Regions from separate parts of the Homo sapiens genome. Here region 2 is linked to region 1. A link is an interaction called in ENCODE POLR2A ChIA-PET data of the cell type or tissue named here. Cell type or tissue: MCF 10A. All regions are shown on one strand. Each heading gives the region's core, and the rest is flanking DNA. Links, peaks and the distances in the headings are about the cores only. Region 1 overlaps MTHFD2L (methylenetetrahydrofolate dehydrogenase (NADP+ dependent) 2 like). Region 2 overlaps MTHFD2L (methylenetetrahydrofolate dehydrogenase (NADP+ dependent) 2 like).

Evidence for each region. Peaks named below come from ENCODE experiments on the same cell type or tissue, not always from the same donor. Only the 100,000 strongest peaks of a DNase experiment are listed, where the experiment ranks them.
Region 2: POLR2A ChIA-PET joins it to region 1 with 10 read pairs; 2 of 35 experiments call an interaction of 5 or more read pairs at or near these places.

What each region holds. Positions count from the first base shown.
Region 1 is chr4:74,223,209-74,239,817 of GRCh38, forward strand. It overlaps MTHFD2L (methylenetetrahydrofolate dehydrogenase (NADP+ dependent) 2 like), which reads left to right. Exons shown (of 8, transcript NM_001144978.3): 6 at 2,094-2,186. Among named protein-coding and RNA genes, the nearest start is that of MTHFD2L, 73 kb to the left of the region's middle. RefSeq lists a silencer at 5,590-5,659. In MCF 10A, for the core only: a CTCF peak has its summit at 5,662 (motif pointing right); DNase peaks (open chromatin) are centred at 5,683, 7,813 and 8,143.
Region 2 is chr4:74,275,006-74,291,614 of GRCh38, forward strand. It overlaps MTHFD2L (methylenetetrahydrofolate dehydrogenase (NADP+ dependent) 2 like), which reads left to right. Exons shown (of 8, transcript NM_001144978.3): 7 at 6,420-6,545. LOC105377276 (a long non-coding RNA gene) reads right to left here. Exons shown (of 3, transcript NR_188415.1): 3 at 3,289-3,773. Among named protein-coding and RNA genes, the nearest start is that of EPGN, 25 kb to the right of the region's middle. In MCF 10A, for the core only: no CTCF peak of the experiment used is centred there; a DNase peak (open chromatin) is centred at 8,786.

The DNA of each region.
Region 1 (16,609 bases), core at 5,076-13,075:
AAATGTGGTGTGTGTGTGTATATATACACACACACTACATACACACACACACATACACACACCATGGAATACTATGCAGCTATAAAAAAGAATGAGATCACATCCTTTACAGGAACATGGAGCTGGAGGCCATTATCTTTAGCAAATTAATACAGGAACAGAAATCCAAATACTGCATGCTCTCACTTATAAGTAGGAGCTAAATGATGAGGGCAAATGGACACAGAGAGGGGAACAACAGACACTGAAGCTTACCGGTGGGTGGAGGTTGGGAGGAGGGAGGGAATTAGGAAAACTAATTAATGGGTACTAGGCTTCATACTTAAGTGATGAAATAATCTGTACAATAAACCCTCGTGACATGAGCTTACCTATATAGCAAACCTGCACATGTACCCTTGAACTTAAAATAAAACTTAAAAACAAATAAAAATAAATAAATATTTTTGTATAATATTTGGTCATAATGTTCAACTTTTCCATGACATTTTTTGTTGAGTTTATTGGTACATTGCTAAGTTCTTAAATTTTTTTTGCCTTTGTTTTGCCTTTTGTTTTGGTTCTGACACTTTTTAAATGTATCTTTCTATTGAATTTTTAAAAATTTGCATATGGTAAAATTTACTCTTTTTGGTGTGCAGTTTCATTAATTTAGACAAATGCATGTAGTCATCTATTAAGTTAATTAGTCTAACACCACTAGAATCAGAACAGCTTCATCACTCCCCAAATTCCCCTGGGTTTGCTCTTGCATAATATCCTTTTATTGATGCTGTGTCACATCCATTTTTATTACTCATCATTGAATGAGTTGGATTTTTTAGATCTACTGTTTACAGGACACTTCTGCTGGGGGTTAGAGGAGGTCCTGTGCAGCCTTCTGACTCCTTTATTACTTTCACAGAGTCAGATTGCTTTCTTCTAAAATAGCCCCTCTATGTAAGTGTGTTCCCACCCACTCTAAACTATACTGGGTCCCGGAAGGCTCTTCTGCCTTTATTTCTATTCTCACTGCCCCAATTAGGAAAGCTATATTTTTTTGCACTTTGGGATAAACTTTTCACAGAAGTGTATTTTTGCAGTCAATTTCAGAGATCTGCCGCTGCCGGCCATGTTGTCATTCTCCGCATTTCTTTGCTGCCTTTCTCCCTGTATGGTATCTACTAATTGCTGCTTTTGGTAACTCTTAACATGTTTTTGGAGTCTGTAGAAATTAGGTCTTCCAGTTTTTCTAAAAATGGTGATCATGTAACTTTTGTTGTTTTGGTTAACTGTGTAACATTTGCACATCTTCCAGGAGAAGACAAGATGCAGTCTTAGCCGTATTCTTACCAGAAATCCTCTTGACTGCACTTTATCACCAACTTTCCCTCACTCTCCTTTCATGGCTCACACTTTAAATATTGGAATCTCTTGCCTCTCTTGTTCTTTCAACCCTCCCTTAAGGCTTTCATATAAAATCTTCCTGTGATGTACCATAACCTGTGACAAAAAAATTTTGCTATTTTCCAAATACCCACTTTCAAAGTTGGTTAGTTTTTTCCTGCTATTCTTTTAGCTTGGAATGCCTTTTTCTTCCTTACCTGATTAGAACACTTCTGCTCATGCATTAAGACCTAAAAAAATGTATTTCCTCCTTTAGGAATCCCTCCTAGACACCTTCTCAAGACAGAATTAATCTCTCAGTTATGCTCCCACAATATATTGTCCCATTTTTTGTTCACTTACCTTATTGCTTTTATTATTTGTTTGCTTGTCATTATGAAGACAATGAGTATCCTGTATACTAATGTATTAAGCAGTCAACACAGAATTTTCAAATTCTGTATTTCAGGGACTCTACTTATAGCTCTCCTGTGATGATCGGCACTTACCCTAATTTGGTCTCATTGATTTTCCTTTCATTTAATTGAAGGGTACAATATTTTGGTTCCTCTTGGTTTTCTTGTATAGCTTTTGTGCTCAAAGTGATTTAGTCATGTCAAAGTAGCCTTTCTATTCTTAGGAAATAAGTGAAACTCTTCTGGATTTAGAGCATTTATAAAATTTTTAAAAGTTCAGTAATCACTGATAGAAATTCTTCTGTATTCCAGGTGATGCAACTGTGACAATAGCTCACAGATACACCCCCAAAGAGCAACTGAAGATTCATACGCAGCTGGCAGATATTATCATAGTTGCTGCAGGTAAGTCCTTAGTGACTGTTATTTTTTGGAATGTCATCAGCAGAATAATTCCTGCCCTAAATGCTGACATGTTTGAAAGCTTTTTGAGAGAGTTAGCTTTATGTATGACTAACTTCTGTTGATTGGATTCTGTCTCTTGGCAATCATTATATCAGTCCATTGTGCCTATGTTAGCATTTGTTACTTCATTATGGAAAACCCAAACAGCTTTTGGGATGACAGATTAAGCACAAGAACAATGTGCACTTTGCTAATTGCTTTGACGAACATGGTTTAACAGCATTTACGGAAAAAGGTTGGTGCAGGTAAATAATACATTGTAGCTATGGAGAACAATAAAACTTGTATTTTCAAGTTGTATCAAGGAACATAGAATGTTCAGGTGAGGGGAAAAGATAGTCACTATGCTGCCCTAAACACAGCCAGGCTGAAGAATTATGTTCTGAAGTCTAGACTTTAGGGGAAAAGTTGATGGATGAGACCATGTCCAAAGGAGAGTATCTAGGATAAGAATCTTTCCAAAAAAGATGACATATGAAATTTGGTCTGATGAACTGAGGATGTTTGGTCTGGAAGAAAGTATGACCTAAAGAGATACAACAACTTTTTTTTTAACATAAAGAAAAAACCCAAGCCCAAACTTTTATAATAATAAAAGCTGCCTCAAAGTCACCAGTTCTTGAGATAGTAAGTTCCTTATCACTACAGTGATTAGCAAAATAGATAAAAACATAAGTGGCATTTCATAGAGCATTATTTGTCAACGTTTATTGGATTTTGCCCCATTTTGGTTGACAAAAAAAAAATCCCCTTTCAACATTATCAAAATATTTCAATAAATTAAACAACATAGCTAAAAATGCATGTAAACAGTTGTAATTATTTTGAGCATATGTTCTTTGGGGAAGGAATCACATTCTTTCTTTACTCCCTACCATTTAAAGGACCATTGCAGAGAATGTCTGTCTACTGAGTACTAGGTTGGGTTCATTGTGTTTTAATACTTCCTTCAATGATGAGACTCTTTAATTCTCTATTTTAATATACAAAAGAAAGCTTTATGGAATATATGTATATGTATACTTATTATATTTCATAAGATTAAATTTCTTTAAATTTGTTTGTGTTTTCCTACAGGGTAAGTTAACAAGAAAGATATTTTAGAACATAGAAAAGGCTGGAATATGGGGCTTGTGTATGGATAATTCACTTACAGATATTTGAGAGTTTATCATTTACTCTGATTTTAATTAAACGTGTACTTTTGAATAGCAAAGATAGTACTAAATTCATTCAATTGAATACTAAATTCATTCAATTGAATATTATTTATTCAATAAATATTGGACCCTTCCTATGCAGCAGTATCTGTTTTAAATTTTAGGAATACAGCAATGGATACAAATGATGAAATGCCAGCCCTCGTAGAACTTACATCTTAGTGGGAGAGAGAGCAAATAAACAGTAAAATATAATGCCAGATAATGATAAGTGCTATAATGAAACTGGATGAAGGAATAGTGTTTTGGGGATACTGTTTTAGATTGATTGATTGGTGAAGATCTTTCTTGGGAGGTGACCTTTTGAGTAGAGTTCTTGTCCTGGCCATTCTCCATTTGTCCACCAGCCCCAGTGTCTGCCCTTCCCTGCCCTGGTCTGGCCCTGAGAGGCTGACTAATGAAGATGGCCTCACCTGTGTTCCTCTGACACTGGCTCCCAGCAAGGTTTGGCACTAGTAGGATATCTGAAGGAGAAGAAGAGAAATGTCAAGTCATGGTGTTTCTTCTCTACTCTTTTCCACTTCTACTGTCTTTCTCTTCCTCCTGCATCGATAGCTTTTGCTCAGCATCCTTTCCCCGACAGCTAAGGCTCTCACTGGGCTGCAGTAACACCATTTCCTCACCCCTACAGACCTAGGAATGGTACAAGCTTCCTCCAGTTTCTAATCTCTAAGAGCTGCAACAGCTTTTGTTTTTATCTTAGCCTGAATATATCGCTGTAAAAATTATTTCATTACTATATGGGGTGGATTCTGTTTCCCATGGAGATACCGACAGAAGCAGATCTGTATGAAGTAAAGGCACAAATCAAGAACCATTCCTGGGGGAAGAGCATCCCGAGCAGAGGAAACAGCAGATACCAAAGTCCTTAGGCAGGAGCATGCTTGATGTATTCCAGAACACAGGTCTTTGACGGCTTATTATATTACTCTGATTTTAATAAAATATTAATAAATTATGAGGATACTAGTAAGAAATGTTGTTGGGAAGGTAGCCAGGGTTAACTCATGAAGGACGTTGTCGGCCATGGTTAGGATTTTGATATAAGCCAAGAATGGCTGACAGCAGATCAACATGGTCTGACTTAGGTTTTAAAGGACTGATCACACCTTTAAAAACATATCAGACCTCATGTCTGCAGTTGTGTCAAAAACTGACTTTAGAGGTGTAAAAGTAGAAACAGAGAGGAGAGGTATTGCAATTTCATTTAATGGGTCTAGATTTTGCTCTAATTTGTTTTGTATTTGAACACATAGTTTCAATCAAATTTAATAAAATATCTGATTCTTCTATAGGCCCTTTTCTGGAACCTAGAACATATACATGACTGCAGGAACAGTAGTTGGCTCCTCATAGAGTAAAAATAGAAATGTTCTTTTTCCCAGAAAAAAAATCAGTAAGCTGGTACAGATAACCATACCACATTGCCTGTTTTTCCAAAAAATTACATTTGGGTGATATCAAATGCAAATTTTTGAACTGCATTGACAGAAGTCAGGCATGTTTAGAGAGTTAGTAAACTTTTTCAGACCACAGATCAGCATTAAGTGAAATACTGCTTCAGCCACTGATACCTTCATGGCAGATAAGTATTATACTGACTTCTTTTTAGAGACACTTCTGTTCACACACAAGACACAGAATTTGTTGAATAAAGAGGAATTTGAATGCTCATCTTTGTCCGTTTCTAACCTTAGGAAGAATGAAGTTTACATTATCCTTAAAAGGTATTATTTGACTAATGTTAACAGCTTGTACAGAATATTTGACTATTGTCCTTAGATAACATTTATCAAATATTATATTGAATGAGTATTTTATTCTAGTGGAGGAAAATCTCTCATCATGCCTTCCTACTCGTGGTTTGTTTTATTATTATGACAAATGGCACATGGGTGATCACAATCCACTTGCAAGAAACACTGATATTCTCTTGTAACTAAGTCAAAGCTTATGCCATAATGCCAACACTGTTGTCCTCCTTGAGTTTATCCTCTCTAGCTTTCTTTGTAAAGGCCTAAATCAGCCTTGAGTACAGATATTTAAAAAGAAGACAGGAAAAGAAAAAGAAAAGGAAAATAAAGGAACAGAAGGACAAGGAAGACTCAAGCCTATATAAAATAAACAAGACAGGAGCCAGGAGGTACTCAAGCTTTAGGTGTGGTGGGTGTTGAGGCTGTCCCACAAGCATCCCGCTGAGGGTATTTTCTTACCACCAGAGGGCGCCAGTCAGGTGAGCAGCTACTTCAGATGTAGCCAAGTTGGCCATACACCATGCTAATACTAGTTAGAAGACATTTTAAACAAAGACAGTGGGAAGAAGTCCTGTTCCTTGCTTTTTTATTTCACCTTTAATGCCTCTTACTAAATACAAAAGTATGTTGAATGTAGAAGACAGATTTGTATGTAGTTCTGCAGTCTTCTTGAAGAAATAAATATTTAGCCAATGGGAAATTTAGGGGAAGAAAATTGAGAATTTATAAGAAACAACTAAAGATTGCTACATTTCCAGTTAATTAATAATCACCTGGAGAAGTTAGGGATAAAACATGTAGGCATTTATAAATTATAGAAAGAATGTGAGTGAATATAAAAAATAAATCCCATATAACCAGACAATAGGAATAAAGTATTGCCAGAATGACCATATCATGCATTGTGTGTGGGAACTAAACAAATACAAATAGCAGTGGGTATTTAAAGGAAATAGTGATCTAATGGCAGAGGTAGCCAGAACGGGGAGGGCTAGATCACTGTCATAATGAGAATGTCAGCATATATGGAAACAACCTCATCTAGGAGAACTCAGGGTAGAAGGAGGAGGATTGCGTGATATATATCAGAAAGAATGATAATGTCTGAGAGATGAGAGTGAAGAATGTGGTAATGAAATCTTGACACAAGCTTGAAGAAAGTAAAAGAGGAAATCCTGTGTGAAGATCCTGAGACATGAATATTAGCTTATTTAATATTAATGTCATCCCTCCAGTTTCTCATAGTACTACTCCTACTGGCTTATATATCACTCACCTTTTTAAAATTGCCCCCAAAATTGAGATTTAGACTCAGTTAGAAGCTTAGATCTGCAGAATCAGACCCTGTCACACTATGCAATTAGAAGTAAGTAGCTTCAAGTCCCTACTCAAAGCCAAATCTCTGAGTTCACAGAGAGAGTTAACAAGTTTCTAGAGTACTTTAATGTACCATGGTTATAGCACATAGTACCTGTTTATAGTTGTTATCTTCATTAGACTACAGCAGGTAAAGGCGTGGTATTTTTTTTTAAGCTTGCTAGGTAAGTGCTTAGAACAATATCTAACACATAGTGGTTGCCCAGTAAATGTGAGCTGTGTTGATTTTGAGATTATAACTACAATAAGAACTTTTTCAAATTGATACATATTTAGCCGATATAATCTAATTTTTTAAGATGGAATTATTCTAGTTGTTGGATTTACACACTGTAGCATTATTTTTGGGAACTACCAAATTATTCCAGTTTGTCATCATAAAGTAGTTGCTAAAGCAATAAAAAGTGAAATATTTATTCATGAAAGAGTAGTTCATGTCATTAAGTGTATGAATGGAGTGATTTAGGTGTAAATGTTAAGATTAAGAAATGATGGGAAAGGTGGCCGGGTGCAGTGGCTTACATCTGTAATCCTAGCACTTTGGGAGGCTCAGGTGGGTGGATCACCTGTGGTCAGGAGTTTGAGACCAGCCTGTCCAACATGGTGAAACCCTGTCTCTACTAAAAATACAAAAATTAGCCAGGTGTGGTGGTGGGTGCCTGTAATCCCAGCTACTCAAGAGGCTGAGGCAGGAGAATCACTTGAACCCGGGAGGCGGAGGTTGCAGTGAGCCGAGATCACACCACTGCACTCCAGCCTGGGCAACAGAGCAAGACTCTGTCTCAGAAAAAAAAAAAAAAGAAAAAAGAAAAAAAGAAATTATGGGAAAGGTGAAGAAAGAGTAAGGAGACTATTACATCTAAAGAACAGTAAGAGTACTGGATGGTTGAAAGGGGAGGAGCAGTTTAGGGAAAGGCTAAATCAGCTTTGCACAAGCTACTGATAAAGAAGGGAAAGCTAGCCAGTATCAATTCTAAGATCATGTTGGAGATCATTGGGCTTTCTCGTATCTGCTTTAAGGAAACTGTAGGCTATCCTAAGTCTGTAAAATTCTAGGAATCTTCATTATTCAGCAGGATAGGCAAGTTTTTTTAGACATTGTCCACATTACCCTCCACCCATCTGAGTAAACTCTGAAACTATATTCAGGAAATGAGCTGCTGAGTCAATGCCACTTGCATGTCAAGCTCTGGATGCAGTGTCACGGTGGTGAAAGCTGGCATTTTTGGCCACTAAGCCATCCCTTCCAGCATGACGAATGAACCTTCACAGTTGTAACTTTAGAGTGTCTATTGCAACACTTTTAATGACAGATACCATGATATAAAACAGGATAAATGGGCAATTTAGTAACTCAGAATATTCATACTTACTTGTCATAAAGTACAAAGTGACCAACGAATTTCCTTTCACCACTTCTCCAATCATATTATCAAGTCTTAGAAACACTCCCATCAAACATTATCCTAGGGCTCAATAGGGTTTTCCCCCGGGTGTATTTCCTCCTCCTTGAAACAGGGTTCGTAATTTTCAGGAAACCAGGACATGGAGAAGTTCCAAGGGGTGGGGCAAGGAAATAGCTCCACCATCCCCACAGCTCATGCAACCCGGGAGTACAACTTGCTCACTTACGGCCCTGAGTGCTTCCTGAGTGATGCCAGCACATTTCATGGCTTCACTCATACTATAGTCCTTTCCATATCTCATTTCTTATTTGTTATTGTCCAGCTTGTCCTCTTTTGCTAGCCTCTGCTACTCCACTTAAGGGTTCCTTCCCTCCTTCCTAAAAGTTGTCATTATTTTCATGGTACAGAGTAGTGAAAATGCACAGGCCTTTCTAAAGTAAGAATTCCAGGATTTAAATTCCAGCTCTGAGACTTGCTGATTGTGAGCTTGGTCTCATTTCTGAATCTCAATCTGTTCATTGATGTGATTTAAATGATAATAATAAAAGTAACCTTTCATAGCGATGTCTACTTTATATTTTTGATCTTAACTATGCTGATCTAAGTAGAATTTCCCATATCTAAAATGATGCCTTTTACTTATTGAAAGGCATTTTAGTGTGGTTTATGTGTAATACCAAATAAAGAATATTTAACACTTCTCAAAAAAAAACCTTTTGCATAGTGTAATCAAGCTAGCCAATCCATGTAAAGAGCATAGCACAGTGCCCAGTATATTGCAAATATTCAATAAGTGTTATGTGTTAATGTATTCTATGTTAGGCATTGCATGTGAATATTTAAACAATTTAGAAATGATAAATCAGTTGATTATTAAGCTACAACTTAGCATAACTAAAAGAATATACTTCTTGGTTGCTTTTGATACTAATACAGTATCAGAGTAGAGTAGTTCTTATAAGCATAAATAAATTAAGAAGTGACTTACACATGAGGGACCAACTTTATGGAAACTTTATTTTTATACTTAAGATGTATGCCTTCTCAGGATGACATCAGCACTTGTTCATAGATGTGTATTATGTTGTTCCCTGGATGAATTCCTTATTGCCTCTCCCTCCTTTGGAACAACCTGACTTTGAGAGGGGAGATAGGGAAGGCCGAGGCACTTAGATGAAAGGGATTTTTTTCTCTCAGGCCTTTATCCACCGTCCCAGTCTCCCTCTCTCTCTGTTTCTACCTCATCTTCCCACCTCAGGCTATTCTGGCCCTCACAACCCATGCCCAAAGCCTAAGTTACTAAGTAAGCAAAGCTTCCCTGGCCTGCAGTGAGCTTTGTCAATACCTGAGAGGGCAGCCTGACTACTGATATTTTTCTTGGTGTCAGTAATACATCCTTACTGCAAAAACTTAGAAAACTTGGACAATAGAGAGGGAGGGAAAGAACCTTAATCCCAACCAAAGTGAAATAAGGTAAACAATTTGATGTTTGACCTTGTACTGTTTTATATTTATACATAGATCTAAATATTTAAACAATTCTTTTGCCTTGTATATACTATTTGTATTTAGCAGCTCTACACCATGTACGTGCTTCTTCATAAAATGCTTTCTTCCAAAACAGACTTCTAATGACTCTATAGTATTGAGTGCTATGGATATACTAAATTTTATTTATTCAGTTCTTGACTATTGGACATTTAGATAGTTCCCTGAGTTTTACTGTTATGAATAATGCAGCAAACAGCTGTAAACATCTTAGATTATTTGCATCGTAACCCATAATATTTATCGTATTGGTCTTAAGTTTATTTTCTTAGTAATTATTACTTATATTCTAAAAACAAATGAACATTTAAGCTTGGTGTATAATAAAGGCTTACACGTGTGTTTAATATTAAAGCATATTTCATACCTTACCTGTGCATTTATGTAAAGTTTTAACAGAGAGAGGAGATAGCTGTGTCTCGTTTGTAACCCATTCTCCAGGCCTGTTACCATTACCAATCAGTATACTATGAAGCTTTAGATCCTTATCTTTCCACAAGAGAAGATAGAAGCCTAGTGTGTGGGGAAGGGGACTCAAATATGAAGTGGGGTGTAGTATCAAAAGAAACGTGGTCTTTAAAGTAAAGAGGGTTTGGTTTTAAATTCAATTTTAACTTTAAAAATCACATCTAACTCTCTGGGCTTTATTTTCAGCTATCGCAAAATGGAGGTAGTAATACTAGTGTTTATAAACTGTCATGAGAATTACATCCTTAGCACATAATGGCTACTAAGTGAAGGTAGTTTCCCTTCCCTTCATTCTCCTATTGTGTGGTGAGCTCCTATTGTGTGGTGAGCCAATCACTAAAATTACAACATGTTTTAAATGAAAATATATGAAAATTTATTATCTATTATGAAAAGACTTTAACTTTCTAATACTTTGGTAATATAGACTGTACAAAAACATGTACAAACTTTTATATGTTTCCTTGCTCGTTAGCCTCAAATAAGCAAAAACATTTTTCCAAGATCGATCACCTCAGAACCATCACAAAGTTTTATTTTTTTTTCTTCATTTGACTGAGACCCTTGTGTTTTTCTCCTCAACTTGTTCTAATTACAGGGACTTTTGAAAAGGGGGAATCTTTTCATCTCTAGGTTTTTTCAATCTATGGTATTAGTACATGGTTAGCTGAGGTTGATTTTTTTTCTTTTGAGGCTCTTCTCTCAACACATATATATGTACTATTTCTGATTTTTCATGAGTAAAACAAGCATTGATAGCAATATCCAAAAAAGCTTCAGTAAAGAACAATTTATATCAAAGATCTTTCTTCACTGTGGAGAATCACAGACTTCCTTGGAAATATACTTTAGATGGTCAAATGATACATCATTTAAACTTAATTCTATTTGGGTCCATGCATGTATATCATGGGCTTGGGAAGAAGTGAGGTTCTTCCTTTCAAGTTATGTCTGTAGCCTTTGATATTATCACTTTGTTATATTTTTATGTCCAGGTCTTTAAAAGGTTTATGTTAGGAAATACTTAAATATACCCAAAAGTGTATAAGAATAATGTTAATTAAAACGTTAACACTTATGTTATCAATACCTAAATTTGACAGATGTGAATATTATGTATATTTTCAATCTACCTGTTTTATATTTCTATAACTTGCTTTGTTTTGACTAATGCTATGACTTTCAAGTTTGCCCATGCTAATAGATGTAGCACTATTTCTATAATACTCAATTGCTGAGTATCCATTTTCTGTTGATGAATATGTATGCTATTTCCAATATATTGCTATTATGAACAGTTCTGTAATGTTTAAGTTTATACATATTTTCTTGGAGACTCATTCATTCATCCATCCAGCAAACACTAATTTTGCCACTGGTACATATTAAGCCATATAGCAGGCATTAGAAAAATATATATATATAAACTTGGTTCAGCTCTTGAGAAGTCCAGACACTAGTGGAGGAGAAAGATGTGCAAACAAATTAGTGTAATACAGCTTGCTAGTGCAATATTAGATACATGTATGTATGTATATGTACATGTCTATCTGTTTAGAAAAGGAGACAGTGTGTGTGTGTGTGTGTGTGTGTTTACGTGTGTAAGAGACACAGATAGATTGAAAAATAAAAACAGAGAGAGAGAGCATCATTGGAGAGGAAGTAATAGCTCTTTTCCTCTGACTCTGAAAAGTACATGAATGAGTCGGGTTTCATCCCACAGAATGAACAGAAATTCACTAGGCAGAATAAAAGGCAATGAGACTTCTGGCAGCTTAGAGCTATAAAATGCTATGCATATAGCAAAGAAAATATTTACTCTTTCAAAATGACAGGTGCCTGTCTGTGAGTTGTGAAAGATGAAGCATAACATTTAGGAAAAACCAGATATCATAATAAATTAAGAAATTTTAATTTTATCCTGTAGGTCATAGGCAACCTTTAAATAATTAGAAGCACTGAAATAACATCATATTTGAATTTTAGAAAGATCACTTGGATAGCCCCTGTGCAGGGATAAAACTGGAAGTAGCATTGATGTAGTTCTACACTAATACAGGAGTAGATGAAAGTGAGAAGGAAAAACAGGAAGTAGACTAGAAAGGCTTACTGGCTTTAGAGACTAAGTATATGGTGTTGCCATTAACAAGGAAGGTATATAGAAAGGAAGCAAAGTTTGAGAGAAGTAAAGATGAGTGAGTGGGAGGAGATAATTAATTCAATGTGAATGTGTTGAGTTGATGACACTAGGTGTTATATTCAGGTGGAAAAGTCCAGGAGAGGGTTGAGATATGTGGGTGTGGGGTTTGGGAGAGAGCTCTGTTCTGGAGTGATAATTTTGGAAGTCATTAATATCAGGGATATTGGACACGAATTCATGGATAAAACCATCTAGAATAAGTCTGTTTATAGTGCATGGACTGAATTTCTATTTCAGACATCTTTGAAGTGTGTTGGTTGATATGGTTACTTCTATAACATTGCCTTCTTGCTTCTGTATACCTAGTGCCAATGAAAGATAGCCTATTCTTATTCCAGCATCTACTTCAATTGATCGTATAAGAAAAAAACTGGTATTTTTATGAAGCTTTGTTGTTTCATACCTGTTGTTCTTTTGTTACCCCGACCTTTATCGGCTTGAAAGCATTGTTTGAGTAACATGAGAGAATGTATTTGATAAACCAAAATGTGCCATATAGTGGAGACAAAATTGTGTCCTAAAAATAAAATGATGGACTTTACTTCATAAATGTTTAATTTTTTACATGTAAAAGATTAAATTTAAACTTCTTTAATGTAATGTAAACTTCTTTAATAAATGTTCCCAGCAGGCAGAATTTTTTGTTTTTGCTTGCATTTGTAGTCTTTGCATACTGGATTTATTGTGACCATCTAATGCTCAGTTAATTTCTATTATCTGACTTGTCCAGGTTACCAGCTTGATCTGATTTTTACAGTTTTATTGCTCACAGCCTATTATATCTTCACAGCACTTTTTTCTGTGACCAACAGCCTGGTTTTAGTAACTCTGGATTTCCCATGTCCATTATTTGATTATGTTAATGCTTTCTAAAACACAAATAAATTGTTTTCTCAATTCCTTATGGCTTGATTTTTTGATTTCTAAACTAGATTGCCTAAATTTTGCTTGAAACATCTATTGACTTATTCACTGTTATTCTTTAAAAACTAGGACCTGAAAACGAAAGTTCTACATGCAATGGATGTGCTCGCTAGTTTTTTCTAGCCATCCAGTGTATTCTCTATGGTCTCACCTTGTCCTTTATTCCTTCACACTTGTGGTATCCATTCAACTTCCCTGGGGCTCAGGTCAAGGCAACTTATGACACGCCAGGGTCTACATTGCTAGTATGGATTGAAAGCTTTCTGTCTCTAGCTCAGTCATGCCAGTAAATGATTATCTCTGCATGAAAAACAGGATAGGCTTCACATATCTAATAGAGAGTGGTGCGTAACGCACATATATTTTTCCTAGTGTGTCAGTAGATGATTAAAAATCATATTTTAACTTTTATGTGCCTTTTTGGATATGTCCCATGAATATTATCACTCACTTCATCAAGAGACTCCAATAAATGCTATCTGAAGTTACACTGAGGAGGAGGTATAAGGCATTTTTCCCCACTATACTTTCAGTGGATTTATCTCTTTTTAGGTTTTTTTTTAAATAAACCTTACTTTTATGGGATTATATGAAGTTGTACTTTATAGTTGTAAAAAAGTGGTTTAATAACACCCATATCAGGCATAAAATATGCCTTTACATTTTGTAAAATTTAAATATGTTGTGGTAACATGGGATGACAAGGGTGCTTTCGTATAAAGGATAAAAGTCCTCTCTCAATCATATTGTGAAGTATAACAAAATAATAAAGAGGAGAAGGAGAAAGGAAATACAAAGAAAGGATCTACATGACATATGTGATGAGTAGGGAATAGTAAGAATTATAGTGGGACAGCACTGGAGTGAAATCCACTGTTCTGTGACCTCCAGCAGCCAGGACCATGTCTTATTTATATTTGTGTTTCTTGTACCTGGTGAAGAACCTTGCTTTTAGGACTAGAAAACTCCCTGTTCAATGAATGAATTCCTTTCTTTAGAAGTCAAGTGCTTAACCGGTTAGGCACGGTGGCTCAAGCCTATAATCCCAACACTTTGGGAGGCCAAGGTGGGCAGATCATTTGAGGTCAGGAGTTCAACACCAGCCTGACCAACATGGTAAAACCCAGTCTTCACTAAAAATACAAAAATTAGCTGGGCGTGGTGGTGCACACCTGTAATCTCAGCTACTTTAGAGGCTGTGGCAGTGAGCTGAGATCGCATCACTGCACTCCTGCCTGGGTGACAGAGACAGACTCTGTCTGAAAAAAAAGAAGAAGTCAAGTGCTTATCTTGATCTTGGTTTAAGCTTTTTTCCTAGAAGGTAAGGAAGCTCTTCATAGGGGAAGATGATCCTTTCAGGACTCATTCAGCCTTAGATTCTCTTTCATACCTTGTTTGGGACTGTTCCACTTCATGAAAGCTTAATATGGCATTGCATCAGCACCACTGACTCAGAGCTTGCACCTGCAGAGTTCAAAAAAAGGTAGGGGAGAGGCAAAGAATTAACTGAGAAATTACTGTCTTCAATGAAAAAACTAGAAAATACCATTGCTTTACTTTCTACTGTGGGTAGGAATATAAGCCTTTCTGTAGGTGAAGTCGTCATTCCAATGGTGTATTCAGAGCATGGTGTTACTGAATGTCTGTTGCAGACAATGTGTTGACTATCAGAAAGTGAAACAATTTTATTAGATCTATAGTCATTATTAATTGTGTCATTTTAATAGCATCAGCATATCTAATTAATACCTAGGAAAATTGATATTTAAAAAATGTAGTGATCAAAATGTTACATGTCAGTGCTTATGTAATAATCCATACAGAGGTGGTGTTTGAAATGTACTATGGAGACTCTGACGGAGCACCTGGTTACCTGCTTTAGGTGTGGCTTTGGTTCTGAAATAGAGCAGTTCTGAGAAGGAAGGAATGTGTATTGGTATATATCTGTGGTGCGTTCTAAGGCAACTTTCTATGAAAGTCCTTTCTTTTTACTCATTTATGTAGTTAAAGACATAAATGTTAGACTGAAACCATAAAAACCCTAGAAGAAAACCTAGGCAATACCATTCAGGACATAGGCATGGGCAAGGACTTCATGACTAAAACATCAAAAGCAATGGCAACAAAAGCCAAAAGAGACAAATGGGATCTAATTAAAGAGCTTCTGCACAGCGAAAGACACTGTCATCAGAATGAACAGGCAACCTACAGAATGGGAGAAAATTTTTGCAATCTACCCATCTGACAAAGGGCTAATATCCAGAATCTACAAGAAACTTAAACAAAGTTACAAGAAAAAAACAACCCCATCAAAAAGTGGGCAAAGGATATGAACAGACAGTTCTCAAAAGAAGACATTTATGCAGCCAACAAACACAAGAAAAAATGCTCATCGTTATTGGTCATCAGAGAAGTGCAAATCAAAACCACAATGAGATACCATCTCACGCCAGTTAGAATGGCGATCGTTAAAAAGTCAGGAAACAACAGATGCTGGAGAGGATGTGGAGAAATAGGAACACGTTTACATTGTTGGGAGTGTAAACTAGTTCAACCATTGTGGAAGACAGTATGGTGGTTCCTCAAGGATCTAGAACTAGAAATACCATTTGACCCAGCGATCCCATTACTGGGTATACACCCAAAGGCTTATAAATCATGCTACTATAAAGACACATGCACATGTATGTTCATTGTGGCACTATTCACAATAGCAAAAACTTGGAACCAACCCCAATGTCCATCAGTGATAGACTGGATTAAGAAAATGTGGCACATATACACCATGGAATACTATGCAGCCACAGAAAAGGATGAGTTCATGTCCTTTGCAAGGACATGGATGCAGCTGGAAACCGTCATTCTGAGCAAACTGTCACAAGGACAGAAAACCAAACACTGCATGTTCTCACTCATAGGTGGGAACTGAACAATGAGAACACTTGGACACAGGGTGGGGAACATCACACCCCCAGGCCTGTCGTAGTTTGGGGGGGCAGAGGGAGAGATAGCATTAGGAGATATATACCTAATATAAATGACAAGTTAATGGGTGCAGCAAACCAAAATGGCCCATGTATACCTATGTAACAAACCTGCATATTGTGCACATGTACCCTAGAAGTTAAAGTATAATTTTAAAAAAAAAAAAGGCTTCTGGATCTGTCTTTTACTGAAGCACATTTCCCCCACATTTATTTTTGTTTAATTCATAATTGCTCATTTTAAAAATGACTTACCTTTGTTACAAAATGTGAGAATTAACGAGTACTGTGCAGAAGTGTGGGCTTTATGATTGTGGTTGGAACAAATTCAAATAACTCATAGTTTTTCTCTGAGTGTGCAGATTGCAGGCAATTCACTTAGAATTTTATTAATATGTGCCTTTCAGATGAAGATAATAATCAATATAAGAATCAGATATTACATTGTAAAAAGGGGCAAGTGCATTGCAGTAATGTTTTTG
Region 2 (16,609 bases), core at 4,643-12,642, 51 kb after region 1:
ATAGGTATCCGTATGCCATGGTGGTTTGCTGCACCTATCAACGCATCACCTAGGTTTTAAGCCCTGCATAGGTTAGCTATTTGTCCTGATGCTCACCCCACCCCCAACAGGCCCCAATGTCTGTTGTTGCCTTTCCTGTGTCCATGTGTTCTCATTGTTCAACTCCCACTTATGAATGAGAACATGCGGTGTTTGGTTTTCTGTTCCTGTGCTAGTTTGCTGAGGATAATGGCTTCCAGCTTCATCCATGTCCCTGCAAAGGACATGATCTCGTTCCCTTTTGTGGCTGCATAGTATTCCACAGTGTATATTTACCACATTTTCTTTATCCAGTCCATCATTGATGGGCATTTGGTTTGGTTCCAAGTCTTTGTTATTGTAAATAGCGCTGCGATAAATATATGTGTGCATGTGTCTTTATGATAGAATGATTTATAATCCCTTGGATATATACCCAGTAATGGGATTGCTGGGTCAAATGGTATTTCTGATTCTAGATCCTTGAGGAATCACCACACTGTCTTCCACAATGGTTGAACTAATTTATATTCCCACTAATAATATAAAAGGGTTCCTATTTCTCCACTGCCTCACCAGCATGTTGCTTCTTGACTTTTTAGTAATTGCCTTTCTGCCTGGTGTGAGATGGTATCTCATTCTGCTTTTGATTTGCGTTTCTCTAATGATCAGTGATGTTGAGCTTTTTTTTTTTATGTGTATGTTGGCCACATAAATGTCTTCTTTTGAGGAGCACCTGTTCATATCCTTTGCCCACTTTTTGATGGGGTTGTTTGTTCTTTTCTTGTAAATTTTTTAAAATTCCTTGTAAATTCTGGATATTAGACCTTTGTCATATGGTAGATTGCAAAAATTTTCTCCTATTCTGTATGTTGCCTGTTCACTCTGATGATAGTTTCTTTTGCTGTGCAGAAGCACTTTAGTTTATTTACATCCCATTTGTCGTTTTTAGCTTTTGTTGCAATTGCTTTTGGTGATTTCATTGTAAGTCTTTGTCCATGCCTATGTCCTGAGTGGTATTGCAAAGCAAGTCTTTTAACATGCCTTATGGAGGCTTGCTTAGAATTGGATGATTATAATATGAAAGTTTAGGATTGGTGGATACAAAGAGAGGGTTTTGAAGCAAGGGTTTCAAAACATTCTACAGAATCAGCTGTTTGATGCTACCTACTGAAACATCAAAAGATTTGATATTCATTAAATGAGTTTTTCTTAAGTTCATGCGACAAAATCACTTTCATCTTTCATCTTTCTGAGCAAGAGTTTCCTGGAGTAAGAAAGTTATGTAGATGAGGACAGCTGAATAATAAAATAATGTTAATATTACAGCTTTTAATATATAAGCTATGTGAGCATAGATGGTTTTGGTTCTCACATATAATGCTTGAGCCCTCAAATTATGTATAAAAATTAAGGATTGGTTCTATGGAATTATGATAGCAACAACAGAAAAAGTAAAGCTCATAGGAATAATTCACTTGAAATCATTCATTTTCAACTCTAACAAAAAGAAAAATATCCGGACTGTGCATCCTAATGGTATATGTCTTTTATTTATCTAATATTTAAATCGATTTTGATTCTGTTTTATCCAATGACAAGAATTTATATTGCATTTGTATACTTGGGGAATTAAACACATCAAGTCTAAGAACTTTCTTTCCAATATCTATAAAAATACACTGATTGAGCAACTATATGCTTCCGATCATTTGCCTCTGCAAGACAGCAGTGTAAGTAGACTACTTAGTGTATTTAGCGTAACTAAAATAGAGATTTTGTATGTTTGTCATAATTCCAACCATTAAATATAATTTATATAATTATCTTCTTAAGTAGAATGAATGATAGAGTCAAAGGTCAACACAACTTCAGAAATGAATTACTTGGGGAAAGAAAGAGGATTTTTTTTTTAATTTGAAAGGACAAAGGAGAATGTTTAAATCATAGAATTGAAAGGCATAACTAATACAGAAGTTTGTAAGTCTGGCAGAAGCTTAGAGAAGACCTAGATGCTTCTGCAGTCCAAACACCATGAGGACAGCATGGAGGAGCAAAATGGGTCCCAGTACCTCTATTGCTTGCATAAGAATGGTGAGACAGAACACTCACACAAATCAGCCAAAGCAGATTTTTTTTTTTTTTTCACAGATATGCAGCAAGAATAAACAGAAGCCTAGAATCCTTGGTGAGCCAGCTTCCCAAGGCTCAGGAAACTGCTGAGGGCGAATGGAGTCTTATCTGTGCTTGCCCCATTGTGACACAGCTGAGGGAACTCAATACACCCTAGATACCACTTGAATTGCTGAGCTGAAGCACTGAGGAACATCCCGTTCTAAGAGGGAGGAGGACATAGCCTAGGTTGTACCCAACACTTTCTCTTTATCTCAAGATGCCCCATTGTAGTTACTAGGATGCCCCATTCTAGAACTACAATGGGATAAAGAGAAAGTCACTGTTAAGTGGCAGGGGAAAGAGCTGGGGCAGCCAAGGTCATCTGGGGATTTGTCCTCCTACAACTAACCTTCCCAGTTCAATCCCTTCTTTATTTTGAATATTGCTAATAAGGAATAAGGACAATATACAGTTTCTCTTTGTGGTATATTATATTATCCTTAGAATATTCTTTATACTGAGCTAAAAGATACTCCCTCCCTTTGTGTTTTTTCCTTTCTTCTCTCCAAAACCATATAGAGTAAAATCTTCCTGATTTGCAGTTTAACATATTGAAGAAACTACTATAGTTATTGGGGTTTTCTCGTTTTGTTTTTAGGTGTATGCATTTGTTTGTTTGTTTGTTTGTTTGTTTGTTTCTGAGATAGGTAGCCTAGGTTCATTTAACCATTCCTCTAGTGCAGAGGGTTTCACTGTGTGGTCAGTGCACTGGTGATGGTCTGTGACTATTTCTTACCCTCTGCACATATGTTATAGGTCTGCAAGAAGATAGGGAGCTTGCACCAAACTATAAATCAACACACCACTTATTTCACTGAAAAATTCTTGCTACAAAAAAAAATAAAGTTAGCTGAATTAAACTGTGTTTATTGAGATAGTTGCTTTATGTTGTAGCACAAGATTTTATCTTATTGCAGATCACTAATAAGGAATTGAACCAGCTAGTTTGATAGCAAGTGATAAGAATTTGACATGATTTCTAGACTGATTCTAACCATTCTTCCCTAGACCAGCCTCCGAAGTACAACCAACTATTCCAGAGAGTTTGCTAAAAATATATTGGAAAATATTACATCCTTGTATCTGGAGACCATCTTAGTTTTGTATTGAGTTTTTAATCAAGTACAGCACTTCATGAGAATTATACATTTGTTCCCATTCAGATTCTTCTTGATACTTAGAATCCGTCATTCCAAAATTACAACCCAGTAACCATTCTGTCCAATTTGATGTCATTTGCAATATGGGCTATGTAGCTACTGGTATGTTAAAAAACAAAACAAACAACTACCTTTAAAAAAAATTTTTCCTGAGTCCATGGTTCAGCTGATCAGTTATTGTGACCTTGACTCACTCATTTCTGATGAACTTTCTGGGGCCCGATCAAGCATCTGCCATCACTGGTTGTTGGCAGGGGGCTGATCAGTCTATTATGGCCTCAGCTAAAGTGACTCAGCTTTCCTCTATGGTTCTTGTATCCTTCAGTAGGCTAGCTTGAGCTTGTTTTCATGGCCATGACGTGGTTCCAAGAGAGATAAGAAGCACACAAGACCTTTGTAAGGATCAGTCCCACCGCTGGCCTAGAGTAAAGCAGAAAAAAGGTGAAAATGCATCTGGAGGAGAACAAAGATAAAACCATCACAATGCCAATGTGTCCTTCCAAATTATTCATTAAAAATTTGAACATGGTATTGACAAATGCTTTTCACAGAAGACCTCAATAGACCTTACAAATGCATTGGTCGACAGTTTTCTAATATGTTATTTAGCTACCTATGACTCTACCAATAGATGCTTTCATCTAACCTACATTTTTCCATTCATAACAGTTCAGTGAAAAGTTTTCTAAAATTTGATGCTGTAATTAAGAAATTACCTATCGTTTTCTGAACACAAATGACCATCACTGTATTATTTATAATAGCAAAATATTAGAAACACTGCAGGAATGAATACATTTTTATGGTAATCCATACAATTAATTAGTTCATATGGCTCCTAATTTTCAAATGAAATGGGAAAATGCTCACATTTTAATTTAATGACAGAGTGGTAAGATACATAGTGAGACACAACATTAAGGAAATACAGGTTTCATATTTTATATTTAATATATAAATATTTTGAAATCCGAGAAAGAAATACACTAAAAATACTAATACTTATTTTCTTTGGATAGTAAGATAACAGTGATTTTTATTTTCATGTTAAATTTTTATATATTTTCCAAATTTTCTACAGTGGATATATAAAGCGTCATTATCCAAAACAGACAAATATTTAAAGTTTTTTTCCATTTTGTAATTTTCCTGGGAATTAAAATCAAGCTCACACTTTCCTCTATTTTGAAAATTTTGCCATTTGTTCATTGCCATTTAATATTCTCTGAGATGTTATAATAATCAGAGGGAGATTGGGATCTTTGCCATTAGCATAGTAGCTGGACTGTAATAACTATTTTATGAATATTTTTATCTTGAACTTTTTTCTGCAGCTATACTCAATGTATGTCTTCTTTTTCTATTGGATGCCAAGAAGAAACAGGATTTTATGACTATCTGGAGCAATGCATAGTACCTATGTCAGAACCAATAAAAAAGATAAGTTCTATATCACAGGATAGGAAAGCAAGGGAAAAATATATCTCAAACATTGGTGACTCTTCTGTTACATCATTATGAGACTAAGGAAGCTATCCTACAGCTATATCTATGTTGACACTGACCATTTGTTTATAGCCTTTAAACTCTTGCTAGCAGTAAAAATCATGTTACAAGGTGACATTTAAGCCACCCGTAATGCTTAAATGGATAGTACAGGTGCTAGAATGTCTCTAACAATGCAGTGGATAGGCTTTTCCTGCAAGAGATCTAGAATACGAATGTGAGAACATCACCTACCGACACCATGTCCACTAGAAGCATTGTGATAGAATAATAAAGATGATCACAGAGTCTTTGATTCTCCTCCCATTGAGAAGTGGAGTCTCTGTTCCTCCTCGTGATCTGAGTGGACTGTGTTACTTCTTGACCAATAGTATATGACAGAAGTGACATTATGCTGGTTTCCCAGTCCAAGCATTAAGAGGCTGGTAACTAATACTTCTTGTCTCCTGGAACACTCACTCTTGGAAGCCAGCTGCCAAGCTGTGAGAAACCAAGCCCCATGAAGAGTTCATGCATATGTGTTCCAGTTGACAGCCTTAGCTATGCTCCCAGCCAATCACAAGCATCCACTGCAACCATGTGAGTGAGTCCTTTTAGCCTGGTCATGTCTTTAGATGACTCTAGCTTCAGACACTATCTGACTCCAATTACATGAAAGATCCTAAGCCAGATGCATCCAGATGAACTCAGTCAACCCACAGAACCATAAGACATAATAATAAATTGTTGCTTTAATCTATTAAATTTGTGATTGGATTGTTCAATGTTTTTTTTTTTTAAAAAACTGGAACATTAACCATTGTTAGCTGGTACTGTTGTATTTGAAACAAAATTTGAAAATAATTGCAGGAAATAGATGGTTGCATAAGATCTCTGTATAATGTTGCATAAGACCAATAGTGAGGAGAGCTTACTATACATGACACCTTTCAGAATCATATACGGACATCGTGATTCAAAGAAACCAAGAAAAAATAAAAAGAAAGCTCAAGGTAGCACTTAGCACTGCACATTTGGAGTTGATGAGATGCCATTATGAGTATGGCACTTTACTGTTTATGACAACCCTGGGGAATATGAATTATTATTATCTTCATTCTTTCTTTCCCCCTCCCTTCCTTTCTATCTCTCTCCCTTCCTCCCTCCCTTCCTCCCTTTTTTCTTTCCCTCCTTCCGATTTCCAAGTTGCTTTCACTGTGCTCCACTCCACCACACCTCAGCAGGAGCCTGTCTCATGTCCGCAGTCTCCCCATGCCATTCATAGTATGTGACATACAAAAGGATGCTGCTCAAGCAGGTATCCCTGTGATGTCAGGTGAGCCATCTCTGAAGTGAGAGGCTAGCTCCTGCAGGATTTCATCCTCAGAAGTCCTGATGTGCTGCCTTAATCATCTTTGTTATTCTCTCGGATCAGAAATCATCAATGGCCTGTTTTTTAAGGAACAATGTATTACACATACGTGTGTGTGTGTGTGTGTGTGTGTGTATTTTTAAAGCCTACCAAAACAGATATGTACACCTTTGTTATGCTGAAGGACAAACAACTCTTTTTGTTTTCAGGTATTCCAAAGTTGATTACGTCTGATATGGTTAAAGAAGGTGCTGCTGTAATTGATGTGGGTATCAACTATGTCCACGATCCAGTGACAGGAAAGACAAAATTAGTTGGAGATGTGGACTTCGAAGGTAATAAACCAATATCTTTTGATAGGTGAAGAAGATAAAAAAATTCCACCTTACGTATTTTAAAAATAGAGAAGTTTCATTTATGGAGGAATTATTAACTTATTAATCATCACCTCTTTCTTCTGAGGGAAAAGATTTTAATCAGACTTAAATATTTACTTTCTCCCTTCCTCTCTCTTTCCCTCCCTTTCATCCTTCCTTTCTTCCTTTTCTCCCTCTCTTCTAATTGTATCATTAATATTTGGTTTAGGGATCAAATTTCTTATAGTACAGTTTTTATTGATAGAATACAGCTGGCCTTTTATAGACCTGGGCATAGTTTTGAATTTTGGGAGTTGACATCTTACTCTACGCTTAGTCAAATATGCTCTATGCTCAGCCATTCACTCTTAGAGCCAGAAGGCACCTTAGGGTGTGTCTGCCAACCCTAACTACATTTCAGATCTAGGTAGTTATCTAGATAGTTGAAGTCAGTGTTTTTCACTTGTGTTTTAGAGAGAATAAAGAAAAGGAACTAAGCTAAAGTTTTTGTGGTCGATGAAAGATACAAGGCAACAAATATGTAGTAGTAAAAAAAAAATTCTAACCCAGTCTTCTCTTTACAATAGGGGAAACTGGGCCCCAGTACTTCTAGATGCCTGACCCTCTAATCTGATTTTACTTCCGTTATCTTTGTCATATATTTACCTGCATTCAGATTTTCAGTGTGCCTAGGAGTCTTAGATGTCTATGAAGGCATGAATATAGTAAAGTTAAGTGGTGACATTTTTATGTTAGAAATATTTTTTGTATAAGAGTGATTATTCTGGCCAAAAAATACAGTGCCACATCAAGAACTTTGTTAGTTATAGGTGTGTCCTTCTTACAGAGAAACTGAAAAGAATAGGTGATGCCATTTTAAAAATAATTTAGATTTTGTTTTTTCACTTAGAACCTGGTCATCAGGTGATGGTTTACCCAAGTTCTAGCATATTGTTGAATAAAATAGAAAATGCAGATAGTTAGAAGTGTCCTAGGGTACTGGCCCTATATATGTGAGATTCTAAGATACATCAGGGACCAGATCCAAGTAAGCCATTTGAGCCTAAAAGAAAAAGAAAACTGTAAGGACACATATGTGCAACAATGCGTTCTAGAGACAAAATGGTGTAAATAAGAGCAAAGTACAGATGTACCGTACCAAAGAAAACACTGCTGCCCTCATTGGCTCTAATACACAGGGTCTCTGACATGGTTGGAACTCTATTCTAGCAAGGCTGGCTCTTGACATGAACATGTCTATCTGTACGTATATACATATGTCTGTGTGTGTGTTGTGTACATGCTGAAATCACTAGGGAATGACCTCATTTATTTATTTAATCTTCCATGTTCAATCACTTAGGCCAGATATGAGTAACTTATTTGAATTTCTCAACTTGAAAGAGTAAAGTGCATTTTATTTTAAAACCTGGCTTATTTATTTTCTTTACTGTCATTCTGTTTCTTGATAACATTATAGTTATGCATTCATTGCAAAATTACCACATTTGTGATGCACCCAGATGGCACTGACAACATGAGATAACCAGCTTGAGGCAAGAAAAGCAGGGATGTTTGCAGTTCACAGCCTTGACTGCCTGTAAGGCAAGCTTACCCAGCAGTTCAGTCCAGCACATTTTACAAGACTCTTCTCTCATAGAGTATTTTTTTGGTCTCATGTCACTTCCATGCTTTCTTCTTTTTTAAGTAAGAATGTTTTTTACTGAAAGTAAAAAGTATTCTGAAAGCAATTTTTACATGAGCATTTTTGGTGGGTGTATATGCTTAGTAGCACATATACTCACTTCATGTCACATGAAGTCTAACTTGTTAATGATTATTAAATCAAATTGTAGTTCTGTGTATCTAAGTATATATAAAAATTTTAAAAGGAGATGGAAAAGAGACAAAGATATGAGATGAACAGGGCTGGGAGACCTAGCCTGTTGCCCTATAGTTTTGCCACCTCACTAGCTGTCAGTGATATCAGTTAAATGATAGCAATTATATTAGTGGCTCCATTCAGCTCTACTGTTTGGCATATCTTGGACATCCAACAGAGCATTACCAAATGATCGTGTAAAAGCACAGAAACTTTCACCTGGAAGGTCGAGCTTTTCTAATCCTCTCATAAAAGACACCCATATGATTAGTTGTATCTAGCTTGCCAGCCTGCTGATTCATGGAGCAAGAGTACTAATGAGGACCTGGACTTGGTAAAGAAGGCTTTGCCAGTGAGGCCATGACTCAGCCACCCACAGGAGCAGGCAAGTGATAGGTTTTGACATGTTGCTCTTCAAGTTGTTCATCAGGACTTAACCTGAGGTGAAGGATGATCCCCCAACTGAGAGGGAGGAATTTTAAGATGGGTTATGCCACAAAACTCATAAGTAACATTTGGCTTCAAATTGCCACAGGGAAAGTGTGGTGGCTGCTTTGTGAGTATCGGTGAAAAGTTTCACTATAACTATAGCCAAGATAAACAAAACAGATGTAGATAAAATCAATCGTTGAAGTAAATCGTCCTTGCAGAAATCTTTGTTTCATTAGTAAAGAAAACTGGATGACCCCGTTAAAAGTAGGTAACATTGATGGGAATGATTTATCCACATAAATAAACAAAATGGCTGTGACAGAAAGGATGACAATGTCCCAGAGGATGTAAAAAACTTCACATTAAAGGAATCTGCAGTGATATTTCATGCCATTGAAAGGGCAAAGGATAAAATGTTGGAAGCTGATTCATACTTAGAAAGGAATCTGCCAGTTCACCAAGGCATAGAAAAGATGCTTGCTCCTTCTAACTGGTGTGAGATGGTATCTCATTGTGGTTTTGATTTGCATTTCTCTGATGGCCAGTGATGATGAGCATTTATTCATGTGTCTTTTGGCTGCATAAATGTCTTCTTTTGAGAAGTGTCCGTTAATATCCTTCGCCCACTTGTTGATGGGGTTGTTTGTTTTTTTTTTTCTTGTAAATTTGTTTGAGTTCTTTGTAGATTCTGGATATTAGCCCTTTATCATATAAGTAGATGCAAAAATTTTCTCCCATTCTGTACATTGCCTGTTCACTCTGATGGGAGTTTCTTTTGCTGTGCAGAAGCTCTAAAAATCAGGAAACAACAGGTGCTGGAGAGGATATGGAGAAATAGGAACACTTTTACACGGTGGGACTGTAAACTAGTTCAACCATTGTGGAAGTCAGTGTGGCGATTCCTCAGGGATCTAGAACTAGAAATACCAATTGACCCAGCCATGCCATTGCTGGGTATATACCCAAAGGACTATAAATCATGCTGCTATAAAGACACATGCACACGTATGTTTATTTCAGTACTATTCACAATAGCAAAGACTTGGAACCAACCCAAATGTCCATCAATGTTAGACTGGATTAAGAAAATGTGGCACATATACACCATTGAATACTATGCAGCCATAAAAAAGGATGACTTCATGTCCTTTGTAGGGACATGGATGAATCTGGAAACCATCATTCTCAGCAAACTATCGCAAGGACAAAAAACCAAACACTGCATGTTCTCATTCATAGGTGGGAACTGAACAATGAGAACACTTGGACACAGGAAGGGAAACATCACACACCGGGGCCTGTTGTGGGGTGAGGGGGATGGGGGAGGGATAGCATTACGAGATATACCTACTGTAAATGACGAGTTAATGGGTGCAGCACACCCACATGGCACATGTATACATATGTAACAAGACTGCACGTTGAGCACATGTACCCTAAAACTTAAAGTATAATTTAAAAAAAGACTTAAAAAAAGATGTTTGCTCCTAATCATCAGTTGTATGACCAAAAGAAGGCAAGCACCATTCAAACTATTCTTTGCAAAATGTTTACAGAGAAATAAAACACTTCAGTTCTCAATGTTTCCAAAATTTTAAATTGCATTCGTTTTTTTAAATATTAGTTTAATTTTGCTAGTAGTTAGTAGTAGTTTTACTATTAATTTTACTACTAGTAAATAGTAATATTTGTTTTACTATTATCAGTAATATTAATTTTACTACTATTTTTAATCCCCTATACATTTATAGACCACAGTAAGAGAACTTTTAATGTTTTGACAAAAAATTTTTAAAGGTCACTAAACAAATATAATTTCTCCCATTGACTACTAAAATTGCTTTGCACTGTTTCAACAGTCATCTTTGTGGTCTTACACTACTGTGAAAACTGAGCACTGCTTGTATTTTTCTCTGTGTCTAATTAAATCTCATGAAATTAGTGATCATATAGTTCAAATTCATATCCAATGCCATAATCACTTCTACATGATTATTCAGTTGTTTGGTTACAGTTTCTCACTGTTACTATTACTGTCTAGGTAGGTTGTTCACTGTGGAAGGTAATGTTTGCTAAGCACCTTGCCAACCATTATGTTCTTTTCCTCAACATACATTGAAGTTAGGCCTTTCCTGCAATGCCATGCCTCTCTGGATGTTTTGGGAAATAAATAGGACCTTAAAGTTATTACTAAATTGAAGTGCTATTTTGTTTTGTATTGATTTCCAGTTACAGAACTTGACAGTTCATCAATATGTCCAGCTTCTGACAAATGCTTAACATTCCTCTTCTATTACTTGAACATACTTCCTCCCTCCTAACTTATGTCATTAAAAGAAGAAACAGTATTTAAAACCATCTGTGATAACATTATTTTGCATGTCTAAGAATTATTTTTCATTACTAATAATCATGCAGCAAATAATTATTCATTTATAAGTTTATGTTTGCTATATAGATTATTACTTTTTTACACTTAGGTATACCTACTTTCACAGGCAATTTTTTTAAACCATTTTCTATTGTAGCTTAGAAAGAAACTTCATACATTTCTGACAAAGAAGGCTTTATTCTCAAAAGATAGAAATGAGATTATGTGCCATGAGTAGTAAATAGCTTCTTGTAAATAACACATTGGAAAACAGTATGTAGTCCTAGACTCAAAAACTCTTAATTATACCGTTCTTAATTCATCAAATGGATTTGATCAGCTAAACAGTCTAATTAATGACTTCCATGCTGTTAATTCAATTAACCATGCTCTTATGGGTGAATTCTTGGGCCTCATTTACTTCTCATAGCTAACGCAAAGACATTTCTCTACCCTTTTGAAGCTTTAGTAGCTTTGCTTCAATTTTATGATGCTTCCTGCAGGGATTGAGGTGGAATAAGAACTGGAGTGTCTATTCCCTGTTGCCTGCCATCTCTCCTCCCTGTATTCCAACTCTGACAATGCCTTTCCACTTATTGGTTTATACTAAAACAAGGAATGAAACAGACAGGAAAGAATTGGTGTTGTAAAGAAATGAAAGAGACAGGAAAGAGAAATGATGTGTAGGCATTTTTGTTAAAGTAAAAATAAATGAGGTTAATGTTTAAGAGTGACTTTCCTCTCTCTACTGTCTTAACATAATTGGATAGTAAAATTTAAAGTGGTAAGTCTTTGTAAAGGTGATAAGTCTAATGTAAAGGTACATTATATTGTTGATGAAACTGGTTTAAATTACAAAAAATAAAGAAGTCACACTTTATGGAAAAGAATGTCTACTCCTCTAGCGCAACTGACATTATCATTGTATTTTGTACTAGAGTTGCTTCCAGATATTTTATGTATGCATCAACTATATAGTTTGAGGAATATATGTGACTTATGCACTTAAACTTGTTTTACTGATTTGCCATGCTGAAATTCTGGTTTGTGGTTATGTTCAGTGCATGTATCATTATTTGGTTCATCCTTTTTCTATTGTGAAACTCTTAGGTTGTTTCCATTTTTTCCTTTTAAGTATTATACTTGAGTATAGGTGAAGGACTATAACAAAGGGGAACCAAAATGCAATGACTCAAGATAATTTGGCTAGCCAGGCATGGTGGCTCACACCTGTAATCCCAGCATGTTGGGAGACCGAGGAGTGTGGATCACTTGAGGTCAGGAGTTCAGGACCAGTCTGGCCAATGTGGTGAAACCCCGTCTCTACTAAAAATACAAAAATTCGCTAGGTGTGGTGGTGCACTCCTGTAATCCCAGCTACTCAGGAGGCTGATGAAGGAGAATTGCTTGAACCTGGGAGGCAGAGGTTGCAGTGAGCCGAGATCGTGCCACTGCACTCTAGCCTAGGCGACACAGTGAGACTCTGTCTCAAAAAATAAGATAATTTGGCTCTTTCCCATAAAAGTCTGGAATTAGGGAGACAGTCAATGGAGTTAGGCAGCTATGCTTCATTCAGGGATACTGTTTTCTCCTATCCCACTGTTTATATTAGTTTTCCAGAAATGCCATAACAAAGTACCACAGACAGAATGGTTTAAACAGAAATTTACTTCTTACAATTCTGGAGGCTGGAAGTCCAGGATCAGGGGATTGATAAGGATGTTTCTGCTGAGTCAACCTTGCCAGGTAGATGGCCATTTTCTCCCTGTGTCTTCTCATTGTCTTACCTCTGTATGTGTCCATGTCCAAATTTCCTCTTCTTAGAAGGTTGGATTAGACCCTATGCTAATAACCTCATTTTAACTTAATTTTATTTTTAAAGACTTTGTCTCCTGAAACAGTCATTCTGAGGTACTGGGGTTAAGACTTCAACATCTGAATTTAGAGGGGACACAATTCATCCCATAACACCGTTCCACCTGAGTGTTGTCCTTATCCACATGGTTGAAGTTGAATTGCCTCCTCATTTATGTTCTCTTCTAAGGAAAAGTGAAAGAGAGAGCCCAGAACAATAAAATCCATCTTTAATAAAATTGAACTAGAAGGTGCATGCATCACATCTGCTAGCTTTCTACTGACCTGAATATAGTCATGTGTGGAGTACAAGGGATGTGGAATCCATAGTCTCTGAATGGGAGGCTACACTTTGGTAAATAATAATCTACCCTTTACATAAGAACTTGAAGACTAATCTCTTACTTAGGGTAGAAAAGAAAGATATTTATTTATCTAACATCCACATATCATTCAGCTTACCTATCCAGAATTCATTTTGTTCTGAAAAACCTCAGGGGACAATCTCGTCATTGTCTGATTGCTTTCTAATTGGTTTCAAAGCATGCTCCACTTACTAACTTTTTTCTGAGGTTTTGGTGAAATCCTAGTGTCACTGAAGACATATCTTGGCTCAGATCTTACCCTGAGCTTTCCATGGATCTTAGATACACAGATTTGCAATAACATTTGTGCAGGTAATACAACCTCACCTAAATGTCTTTAATTCTAACTAAACTGTTTATTATTCAATCATTGATATAGATTTGATACTTTTTGACCATGTTATACAATTTTGAAAATTGTGTCAGGTCCCTTTTGTGACTTTCATTTTTTATATCTCTATCTTCACTGGCTTATTTTCAGTCTCTTGATTATTACTGTTTTTAGTGTAGCCCTTCAGATTCTTCAAATTAGGTTCATTCATTTAGTTGTTCAATGCTATTGAGCATCTGCTATGTGTCAGGCATTTTTATAGTCACTTGGGATACAACAGTGACCTAAAAAGACAAAGTACTTACTCACCAGTAGCTTCCATTTTGGTTATAGGAGACAGATAATAAACAAATACATATCTATATAACAAGGCAGTGTCTTAGTGATACAAAAATAAAACAAGATAAGAGGGCTAGAGAATGGTGGCATGGAGTTTCTTAGAAAAGGTGGTCAGGGAAGGCTTATGCTAACCTGAATAAATGAAGAAGGGAGTCGTGGACAGATGAGGGAGCAGCATTCCAGGCAAGTGGAGCAGCAAATGCAAGACCTTGAGGGGGGCCTGGCTGGCGGTTTTTATGAGCTGCAAGGGGGCCATTGTAACTGAAACAGTAAGTAAGGAAGTGAGTGATAGAGAATAAAGTCAAAGAGGTAGCAGCAATCCCATCTTATAGACCAAGGAAGGATATTTGGATTATACTCTAACGCAGTGGAAATCCATTGGAGGATGTGGGGCAAAGAAATCACATTTGACTTGTATTTTAACAGTGTCACTCTGGCTACTGAATGACACATAGGCCGTATAGAGGTAAAGGTGTAAATAGGGATACCTGTTAAGAGGCTATTGTAATTATCCAAGTAAGAACTGATGGGGCGTGGACCAGGTTGTAATGGGTGAAGATGTTAAGAGGTGGTTAGATGGTAGATATAATTTTAAAGGAGAGTTGGAATGATTGGTTAAACAAGTAGATATGAGGGAAAGAGAAGAATCAATCAAGTGTGACTCAAAGGATTTTGGAATAAGCAAGAGTGGAGGTGCCAGTTCTGGAATCCTCTTGAGATGAATCTTAAAGGTTCAATGAATTTTACTCAAGTATGTGTATTTAGGGTAGATAATGGGCAAAAGAGAGGAAGGGGCTCTTTCCTGGTAGAGGGAACAAAGAATCAAAGGAAAGGAGGCAACATTACAAAAGGTTTTATGCACTCAATAGCAGACCCAACATGGGCTGTTGAAAGAAGGAAGTATGATATTGTATACAATTGTGAATTTTCCCCAAATATCTGGTGCCTTATTTTGAATTTTTCAAAAGAATCTCCACCAGGCAGGAAATCTCCCCTATAAAGGGACCTTTTAATTTGAGACTCCATCTGGCGAAACCATTCCTCAAAATTCCAACCCAATAGTCAAGCATAAGGTCAGGAAAGGGTTTGGAATTACATAGAAGCTCAGTATCATTATCCTAAGAAACTACTAGAGATGAGGTGAAAACCCCTGGAGTGCTTTGTAAGCAGCTTTCTATGTTTTCTTTTAATGCTTTGTATTTGAAAGTTTGGATTCATCTTTCACTCCCTGCTCTTTTTGTATTATGTCCAACCTTTCATAAAAGACTATGCTTTGGAGTCAAGCTAACTTGGGTTTGAATCCCAACTCTACTGCTTAAAACAATTATGATCTTAAGTAAATCATTTCACCACTCTGAGACTCAATTATATCATCTGAAAGATTGTGATAATAATTTCCATCTTATAAAGTTGTTGTGAAGATTAAATGAAATAATCACCTTACATAAGCTAGTTAATGTAGGTGAATTGCCAAGCATAATGCCTGGTGAAAGACTGTGTGTGTGTGTGTGTGTGTACGCGCGAGGGTACATTGCTCACGTTTTCTCTCCATTCCCACGAAAGTATTAACCCAGAAGTATACAACTTCACGCTTCAGTTACCACCATCCTCCTCATTACTTTTCTGGCCTAAACTCTCTTCCAGTGTAGTCTGTTCTCTTTGCCCAACTCTCATATGAATCAACTTTAAAGCACTCATGCTTATTCCCATCTTCTCCTGACTCTCCTTACAGGTTTAATTTGCCTTACTCATTTTGCTCTTAATGCTATACTGCGTTGCACTTTTACTTAGTTGTTCCTAACTAGATTGGATGCCTCTGTAAGATTAGCTTCCTGTCTTACATTTATTTTTCCTTTTCTTTTTTTTTTTTTTTTTTTTTTTTTTTTTTTTGAGATGGAGTCTTGCTCTGTTGCCCAGGCTGGAGTGCAGTGGTGCGATCTTGGCTCACTGCAGCCTCCACCTCCTGGGTTCAAGCAATTCTCCTGCCTCAGCCTTCTGAGTAGCTGGGACTACAGACGCACGTGCCACACCCAGGTAATTTTTGCATTTTTAGTAGAGATAGGGTTTCACCATGTTGACCAGGATGGTCTTGATCTCCTGACCTCGTGATTTGCCCAGCTCGGCCTCCCAAAGTGCTGGGATTACAGGCATGAGCCTTCGTGCCTGGCCCATTTCTTTTATATCTCTGTCCCACACCAAATTTCAGCCTTCTTATTCAGACCACTGTTTATTTGTATGAACATTCTCTGTATTTAAAAACCAGTGGTATCATTCTTACATTACAGAAATACTCCCCTCAAGTTAACTTAATGGGAACAAAAGCTTTCATGCAGAGTAATAGCAACTATGTCATTAATTCAACAACACATATTCATTAATGATACATCCATTGATTCTTCGTTTATTTACTCAGCACATATTTTGTGAGTGCTGCTTCATACTAGGCACTATTTGAGGTCCTGGGTATAT